Linked DNA regions of Homo sapiens: region 2 is linked to region 1. Evidence: chromatin contacts called from ENCODE Hi-C or POLR2A ChIA-PET data. All regions are on one chromosome and are shown on one strand. Each heading gives the region's core, a stretch centred on a gene start or an enhancer-like site at or near the end of the contact. The rest is flanking DNA. Distances are from core to core; before and after follow the strand shown. Region 1 overlaps MAP1B (microtubule associated protein 1B). Region 2 overlaps MRPS27 (mitochondrial ribosomal protein S27).

Evidence for each region. A loop is a pair of places that touch in the nucleus more often than their neighbours do. ChIA-PET counts read pairs that join two places held with the same protein, here RNA polymerase II (POLR2A). Pooled maps may share reads with other maps.
Region 2: a map of ascending aorta shows a loop between it and region 1 (3-fold over the local background). The contact joins two enhancer-like sites. A Hi-C loop is called at or near these places in 30 of 168 maps with a recorded cell type or tissue (GM12878, HAP-1, IMR-90 and 19 more) and 9 of 50 pooled maps. POLR2A ChIA-PET finds 5 or more read pairs at or near these places in 5 of 52 experiments (AG04449, HEK293, SK-N-SH and 2 more).

The regions. Positions count from the first base shown.
Region 1 is chr5:72,149,413-72,153,897 of GRCh38, forward strand. The region is part of intron 2 of MAP1B (microtubule associated protein 1B); the gene reads left to right. Among named protein-coding and RNA genes, the nearest start is that of MIR4803, 18 kb to the right of the region's middle. Within about 2 kb of position 1,914, at least 4 of the 41 ENCODE cell types and tissues checked have a DNase peak (open chromatin) inside an H3K27ac peak, as active enhancers do; they include ascending aorta, where a contact is called at or near this core.
Region 2 is chr5:72,306,133-72,310,620 of GRCh38, forward strand. The region is part of intron 2 of MRPS27 (mitochondrial ribosomal protein S27); the gene reads right to left. Among named protein-coding and RNA genes, the nearest start is that of MRPS27, 12 kb to the right of the region's middle. RefSeq lists an enhancer at 1,980-2,229 and a silencer at 2,280-2,569. Within about 2 kb of position 2,284, at least 40 of the 41 ENCODE cell types and tissues checked have a DNase peak (open chromatin) inside an H3K27ac peak, as active enhancers do; they include ascending aorta, where a contact is called at or near this core.

The sequences.
Region 1 (4,485 bases), core at 664-3,163:
CTTTTTCCACAATAGACATTTGTTTCACTGTATGGTCTCATCATCTATCAGATGAGGACTGAATTTTATAAGACACGTTTGGTGATTTGTTGGCTTTATTGAAAAGATCACTAGCTCATTAGTAAGACTCTGGCCCAGCCTTCTAAGGCTGGAGAAGAACTTGATTTTTAAACAGTTTGTTGAGCGTCTCCAGGACACCCTCTGGACAGAGTCTGTTTGCTCAGTGGGGATACTGCTATCCTCTTCTGTCACCCCTCTGTGCTTTTATTCAGAACCATAGAGATAGTGGGCTGATGGGTTGGAAGAGAAAATGGGACGGGGATGAGGGCAGGAGGTGAGGGCAAAAGGGAAGAACTTCTCTTCATTTTCTACTTCCAGATACACCCTATATCCAGGAGGGAGGAAGTGGGACAAATGAAATAGAAATAAGAATTTAAGTGTATTCCTCAAAGCTGGCTTCTCTATGCATATTTGGTTTTTCTTCCTGAATATTGATGTAGCCACTTGAGTGCGCCACTGGGAGGAAAATCCTTAGCAGGATTAAGTTTATTTTAGGATTTGGCTGTGTGTATGTGTCTGAGTGGGTATATCATGTGGGATCTCATTTTCCAGAATAAGAGCTAGGCCTAGGCCATTTCCGCATCTTTTACATACCTAGGTTTTTACCCATTTTTTGAAATTGGGCTGATATTAAGTCCCATTTAGCTTTTACAAAAATAAATATGTTGACTTGGTGTGCAATATAAACAGAATGGCCCATTTAAAACAGCACCATAGTTTCCTAGGTCTTGATATCTGCTATTTTTACTTTATTAGATATGAATTACTGACTCAGAATCCATTTAATATTTTATACCGTTATTACTCAGAAAACCTAATTTGCATTCTTGTCTCTCATGTTTTAAATTTTTCTCTGGTGGTAACTGGCATGTATTAATATTTTAAGCATCACCGACTGGCTGCAAGCCGAAATGACCCCAAACATTCTGGAACTACCTGTTCTGCCTAATTTGCCAGTGAGGGATAACTTAAGCCCAGAGAGGGCTGCATATAGGACAGATTTTTTCCTTAAGCACCCATAACTTTCTTTTTTAACTTTTATTTTAAGTTCAGGGTACAAATGCAGGTTTGTTACATAGGTAAATGTGTGTCATGGGGGTTTGTTGTACAGATTATTTCATCACCCAGGTGTTAAGCCTAGTACCCATTAGTTATTTTTCCTGATCCTCTGCCTCCTCCCACCCTCCACCCTCCGATAGGCCCCAGTGCGTGTTGTTCCCCTCGATGTGTCCATGTATTTTCATCATTTAGCTCCCACTTGTAAGTGAGAACATACAGTATTTGGTGTTCTGTTCCTGCATTAGTTTGCTAAGGATAATGGCCTCCAGCTCCATCCATGTCCCTGCAAAGGACATGATCTCACTCTTTTTTATGAAGCAGCCATAATTTTCTTGCATCCTAATAGTGCAGCAGTTGGTGTCTGGGTAGGTCAGCTGTGGAGGTGATGCACAGCAGAGTTAGCGGGCAGCTGTTGAGTGCCATGTTTACAAAGCTTTGGATAAATGGGGGTGTCTTGGTCCATTTTGTGTTGCTATAAAGGAATACCTGAGGCTGGATTGTTTATGTAAAAAAAGAGGGGGTTTGGCTCATGGATCTGCAGGCTGTACAAGAAGCCTGGCGTTGGCATCTGCTTGGCTTCTGGTGGGGGCTTTTGTGTTTCATCAAGACATGGAGGCAAAGGTCAAAGTGAAAGTGGGCATATTTGAAGAGGGACCAAACAGAAGGAAGAATCTTGCTTTATAACAACCCACTCTCCTGGGAACTAATCCCATCTTGCCAGAACCAGGACAAACTCACTTCATGAGAACAGCACCAAGCCATTCATGAGGGATCTGCCCCCATGACCCAGACCCCTCCCACTAGGCCTCACCTCAGACACCCTCACATTGGGGATCAAATTTCAACATGAGATTTGGCAAGAACAAACAAGTCATGTCCAAAGCATTGCAGTGGGGAAGTCATTGATCATAGAACATAAAGTGAAGAAAACAGGACCAAAATATTGTGTTTCCACTGTGCCCTCAACTATGTAAAAAAATGGCTATGTGGAAAAAGTACTGGAAGGAAACATGGTCAAAGATGAACAAGGATGATTGTCTCTGGGTAAAGTGATTAGACACCTCTGCTTGCTGCTTCTTCATTTGTGGCATCCATATTGTCCACAATGGGTGTGGATTTGTTTTCATAATTTTTTAGAGGGTTTTAAAGAAAAACTGTCTCTGTGAGACTGAAATAGGTGTGGTCCCAAACTGGCAGTGCTGAGCTGGGCTCACCCAGGGGCCAGCCTCTCTCTCTGTGTTTTTTACAGTTCCCTCCCTGTTCTTTAGATAGTAAATAATCATTGTGTCATCACTGGGTTGTGTTTTTAATCACTTTTGACATTTCACAGTGATTCCTTTTTCTAAACACATTTTTATTTTTAGATAACTTTAGATTTACAGACCAGTTGCAGAGATAGTACAGAGAGTTCTTGTTTCCCCTTCACCCTGCTTCCCCTACTGTTAGCAACTTACATAACCGTGCTACTTTTTATCAAAACTAAGAAATTAACATCCTGTTAGTTAAACTACATGGCAGATTTTTTCCTGATCTCTCCAGGTTTTCCACTGAATGTCCTTTTACCATGCCATGATCCAATGCGGTATCCCACATTGTATTTAGATTGTGGTTCTTTCTAAAGGTGCACACCAGAACAGCATTCTAGCAGGGTGTGTTCCTAAATTATCCTATCTATGGATATGTTTTTTTTTACGTAAAAAGTAGATGTTTTTTTCCTCCAGGAGTGGAGAGAGGGACACAGTGAAGCAATTGGCCTCTAGCTCTTTGAAATAAATGGGATTCCTTGTTCTGCAAAACCTGGGGTCGGACCCCGTTCACTCCCCTTCCTACCCTGAGCATTATGTGGACTGACACCAGGTCTGTGAAGGAAAAACTGAAGAATAAAGAAAGCATTTGGAAAATCCCATGGTTGTTTTATTTTATTTTATTTTATTAGACAGAGTCTCACTCTGTCACTCAGGCTGGAGTGCAGTGGCGCAATCTCGGCCCACTGCAACCTCCACCTCCTGGGTTCAAGCAATTCTCCTGCCTCAGCCTCCTGAGTAGCTGGGATTATAGGCACCCGCCAACACGCGCAGCCAGTTTCTGTATTTTTAGTAGAGATGGGGTTTTACTATGTTGGCCAGGATAGTCTTGAACTCCTGACCTCGAGTGATTCACCCAGAATGCTGGGATTACAGGCATGAGCCACCGTGCCTGGCCCCATGGTATTTTTATAGCATTTCTTATAAATCAACCAAGTTTCTTGAAAACAATAATTTTTGTTCAGAAGTACTGTTGTGAGTGAGGAGAACATTGTGCAGCTCAGCCTGTGGACATACAGTGGCTGCAGCGTGGGCCCCAGGCTGCTCTCATGCTCGCTGGGCCTGCTGGGTCTGCTGGGCCTGCTGGAACAGGAAGCAGCAACGCAATTCCACCAGAGGAACCACAGGGAAACCAAGGCTGACTGAAGTCTGAGAAGAAAGCCTGTCTAGAGTCACAGGAGTGAAAATAAGAAAACAAAATTTAGTCAGGAAATTGCACCATGGAAATGTCTGGCGTCAGGTTCTATAAATTCCGACCCGACTATAGTCAAGTATTTGCCGAGCCACCTCGTGTTTGCTTCAGATCTGTGTTTGCTGCTTCTTTTTGCACAGATTTGTCTTTTGTTTCCTTCCCATTAAAAACAGGAGGCAGCGGGTTAGCTGTGCTGGGTTACACAGCAGCAGATGGTGTTGCCCACCATGGGCAGAGATCTCACATGAGAGAGCGGGGAGGGAGGGTGGACATGTCACACCCATGCCATTTTCCTGCTGGAAACTCTACCTCACACATGCAGGGACCACAATGGATTTGACAAGAACCACTCATATAAAGGCAGAAAGTCTTTTAATTACATAAAATCTGAAACTATGTGTTAGAAGCAGTGGTCTCTTGCCATTTCTGTGGATACCCATCTTCCATATAGTCTTACTCAAAGTTAATTGAAGACAAGCAGAAGTGAGGCCTGGAGTCAGTGTGGGGGTGATTTGTAATGACAAGTTGGAATTGAATCCTGGTGGGACATCACAGAGCTGGGTGATATGTGGCGTGTGGTGGTGGTGGTGGTGGTGAAGAAGACGGGTTCTTAAGAATACAAACCCTTGAACATGTCAGATTTAGTCTACTTTCCCTTCTTGATTCTCTGGGTTCCCCTTCTGTTAGTCTTCAATCAAGTCCTTTTTGGAAAGATTCCTTTCCCTTTGTTTAGAGAACATTGGTCAACTTTGAATAACAAATGAGAATAGAAATGACAAAAACGTCTCCAGGTCTCAGCTGTGGGACCTTATGAGCAGTGTTGCACAAAGACATTCCCCCCAAAGCCTGCTACTGTTACTTTTAGGATGT
Region 2 (4,488 bases), core at 1,034-3,533, 160 kb after region 1:
AAGTTATTTTGAAAGCTAACTCATATACAAACTATTTCAGGGTAAGTAAACTGTTGATGAATGGAAGTTCTGTCATAAAAATTTCCTAGATAATAAATGAAAAGAAATGATAAAATTTAAACAGCAATAGTATGCAGCTTCAAATGAAATAACAAATCTAAGTAAAGATCATGAATGGCCTTTAACTTCGCAGAGGGGCAATCAAATGCTGTGTGCTTACTGACACAAGTAAACACTTACTATGAAGTATTTATACCAAAAGACAAAATAAAAAGTCCTGAATCTGATCAAGCCCCTTTCTCCAACTACCAGTTTCACAAGACATATGGAAGGCAGAGGAGCACGCTAAACACCACAATAAGGATGAAATCAGCAAATCTAGAATGTGGGAAACTCCAAAAAAGACCTGTTTTGTTCAATAAATAAATTGCAAAAAACTTACAAACTAAGATAGTTGAGACAACTCAACACATTGCAAGGTATGGACCTTATCTAGATCACATTTCAACAAACTAAATTAAAAAGAAATTTATAAGACATTTGGGAAAATGTGAACATTAATGGAATATTTAATATTACAGAAGTACTAGTTTTTTAGAATAGTATGATTAATTACGTTTTTAAAAATCCTTATCTTTTAGAGGTACATATCAAAGTACATATAAAAAAACCCCGATAATTAAGTTTGTTAAAAAGTAATCTGGTGAACAGGTGGGGAGTTGATGAAACAACACTGGTAGGGAATTGATAATTGCTGGAGCTGGGTGACAGTACACAGGGGTTTATTCTACTCTCTCTACTTCTGTATGTTTCTATTAAAAAGATTCAGAAAGAGTTAACGGGGGCACATAGCAACCAATTGTATTATACGAGGCTTTATTTGAATCCTGATTCAACCAAATCATAAAAAAAAAAATTTGAGAGTATCAGGGATACCTGAGCCAGGAGCGGTGGCTCACGCCTGTAATCCCAGCACTTGGGGAGGCCGAGGTGGGCGGATCACGAGGTCACGAGTTCGAGACCAGCATGACCAAAAAGGCAAGACCCCATCTCTGCTAAAAATACAAAAATTAGCCGGGCATGGTGGCGGGCGCCTGTAATCCCAGCTTCTCGGGAGGCTGAGGCAGGAGAATCGCTTGAACCTGGGAGGAGGAGGTTTAAGCGAGCTGAGATCGTGCCATTGCACTCCAACCTGGGCGACAAGAGCAAGGCTCTAAGAAAATAAAATAAAATAAGAAAGAGAGTATCAGGGATATCTGAACACTAACTGGATATTTCGTGATATTTACAACCCTATTAATATTTTAGGTGTGATAATGGTATTGAAAAGCACCCTTGTCTTTTGGAGATCTGTATCAAAATATTTACGGATGAAATGACTTACTGCCTGGGATCTCCTTCAAAATTATCCAAAGCATCGGGATGGGGAAACAGTAATAAAGATAAAATAAAGACTAAGAGCTGATAATTGTTGAAGCCAGGTGATGGGTAAAGGGGGCTCCTTATACCAAGGTGTCTACACCTTCAAATGTTAAAACACTAAAAAAAAAAAATCTGTGGCGTTAGAAGTCAGGATACCGGTTACCTTTGGAGAGACTAAGTGGGGGCCGCAATAAGGGCTTCTGGAGCGGTAGGAATGCTCTTGCTTCCTACACAGGTTTACTCGCTTTGTGGTAATTCATCAATGTCTATATTACGACTTGCACACTTTTCAGTATGTATATTATACTCCAATAAAAAAGTATTTTAAAGAAGAAATCGACTACTTTAATGTAGGCGGAAGATCCTATGGTAGAATCTCAGGTACTACAGCAATCACTGAGAAAGCTTTTTGGGCGGAAAGGAAAGTGAGGCTCTCGCCCGGTTTCCTCCTCTCCACGGTGGAACTGGCAGCGGCCCTGGCTGGCTGCTGAGAGCGCGGAACGGGGCGGCGTTCTGACGTTCGCGCCGGGGCCCTCTGGACGCACCGCGGGCGCAGGTCCTAGACAGCTGCATTGGCGTCCACCGCGGCCCCGGCGCTGGGAAACTGCCCTCACGCTAGGGCCCTCCCCGAGGAGCTCTCTGGCACAATCAGCCACGAGGACGAAGAGAGGGGGCACCGGAACCGCAAGCCCACTCCGAGAGGCCAGAACCTCTCTCTCGCCGTACTCCCCGGCAGGGCACGGCTCAGGGGAGACGGCGCTCTGGCACATGAAGCCCACACCCACACGCCGCAGTGTCCCTTGCTGCCTCGATCTCCAATGGGGATGGGAGCGGCGAAAGCCTCATATCGGCCCTCCTCCGTCCCCCAATCAGCGAGCCCGCTTTGAGCACCTCACGGCCCTCCGGCTGGCGGCGCCCAATCACAGCGCTCCACATGCTGGGCGCGGCCCTGCGCGCGCACGCTACCCGACAGCCCCGCGCCCACTCGCCGCGTTCCACCCGCGGGGCGGCGGATTCCCGCAGGGGCCACACTGCCACCTACTGTCCCATCTCCAGAGCTGGAGCCACGGGCGCTCTCCCTACCATGCGGCCTCCCTGCTAAGTGCCAGTAGCTCAACCCAAACGCTCAAATAAAAATGAGGGAAAACAAGTAGTGTCGTCGAGTAAAACCGAAAACAATGTCCATTTTGAAAAAAGCGGCAATAATTACCTTCCAGTACACAGTAGGAAAAAGTCTCAAAAGCTTTCTTTGTTCCAAGCAGTGTGAGTTCCAAAACATTATTTCACCTCACACGTTTTATAGAGGGCTAAAAACAAGGGGCTTAGGGACTCCTCAGTGCACATATTTCTGAAGCACCTGCATGTCAGACGGAGAGGCAGGCATTACCATCATCTCTAATTTATAGGCACAGAAACCGAGTGTGACAGCTGAAAGCCGCAGAACTGGGACTGACACCCAGAAGTCGGCCTCCCAAGTGCAGACTTCAGCACATCATACACAAGGAAGGCACAAAGTGCTGAAAGAATATAGGGCAGGAAACATCGATTCTGACTGGAGAGATTCAGGATATACAAAGATATTCTAGGCAGAGGGGACAGCTGTCTCGGTGGCAGGAAAAATTCAGTAAATGGTGGCTAGTACTGCTTTTCCAAGAAAACTAGTCTTAACTGAGGAAAGGGAACAAATGTCTCTATGTGATATTTACTCATTGCAGACTTTTTTTTTTTTGAGACAGAGTCAGCTCTGTCGCCCAGGCTGTAGTGCAGCGGCGTGATCTCTGGCTCACTGCAACCTCTGCCTCCCGGGTTCGAGCGATTCTCCTGCTTCAGCCTCCATTGTAGCTGGGATTACAGGTGTGCGCCACCACGCCCGGCTATTTTGTAATTTTAGTAGAGGCGGGGTTTCACCATGTTGTCCAGGCTGGTCTTGAACTCCTGACTTGATCTGCCTACCTCAGCCTCCCAAAGTGCTGGGATTATAGGCGTGTGCCACTGCGTGCTGCCCCGCTGCAGATTATTATACTCATTATTTGGCAAACAGTTACTGCTTACTCAGGTATCCATGACAATGTTCCCTGGATTTGTGTGACTGACTATACCCAACACCAAGACACCAAACCTAGTGGCCTCATTTCCTAATCTTCCCTACATACCTAGGAAAGTGTTAATAAGCTTTCCTGGAATTCGTCATTCCCTTATCTGTACTTCACTGCACTTTGCTTATAATTCACATATGGCACATCCGAACACGCCTTGCTGTATAACTATGAGTCCATACTGGTCTGATCACTAGAACAGTATAGTATTGGCCCTACAGAGCATTTTAGGATATGTGGAAGTTGGTCTTGATTGTCACAATGACTGAAAGGCATTACTGGCACTTAATGGACAGAAAACAGGGAATTCAGATGACCTGCAATGCTGAGACTGTCCCGTACATCAAAACACTGTCTCTAGTGGGAGCCAGGGCTGTCAGTATGGAAGACGGGAGATACAAATATGGACTGGAGCAAGGCAAGAAGAATCCCATAGGGATGAACTTGGGATTGGTGTGAACTCATTATCTGCAAAATATATATAGTATATGTATATGCATATGTGTACATGTATGTTTATGTGTATGTGCATTCATTTTTTTTCCAGAACTGTTCACTGAATGGGCCAAGAAGCAAAAATTTCACAGTAGCAAAAGGACACCTAGCACCTAGATCTTGGTTTCTAATGCCATTCCTCACCAAAAGTAACCAGAGCTCCTTGGAGAAATGGTTGATTCCAGGGCTAGGCCAGGAAGGGTACACAGTGAGCCTGAAACACCTTGTTATATGAGAGAAAGTAAGTTATCAAAAAAGAGGGGGGTGGGGGAAAATGGAAGCCAGCTTGAAAGGGCTTCTATCAGCCAAGTCTGGGATATTTAGACCACCAAAATAATTGAGAAGGGTAATGAATCATTTAAAAAATTCACAAATTGATGATTTAAACATAATGCATGATAATAAACAGATAAATGAGAAAGAAATGAGAGAAAAGGAAGAGTTCTTGCTTATAGTAGAATACTGAGTGTTAGCT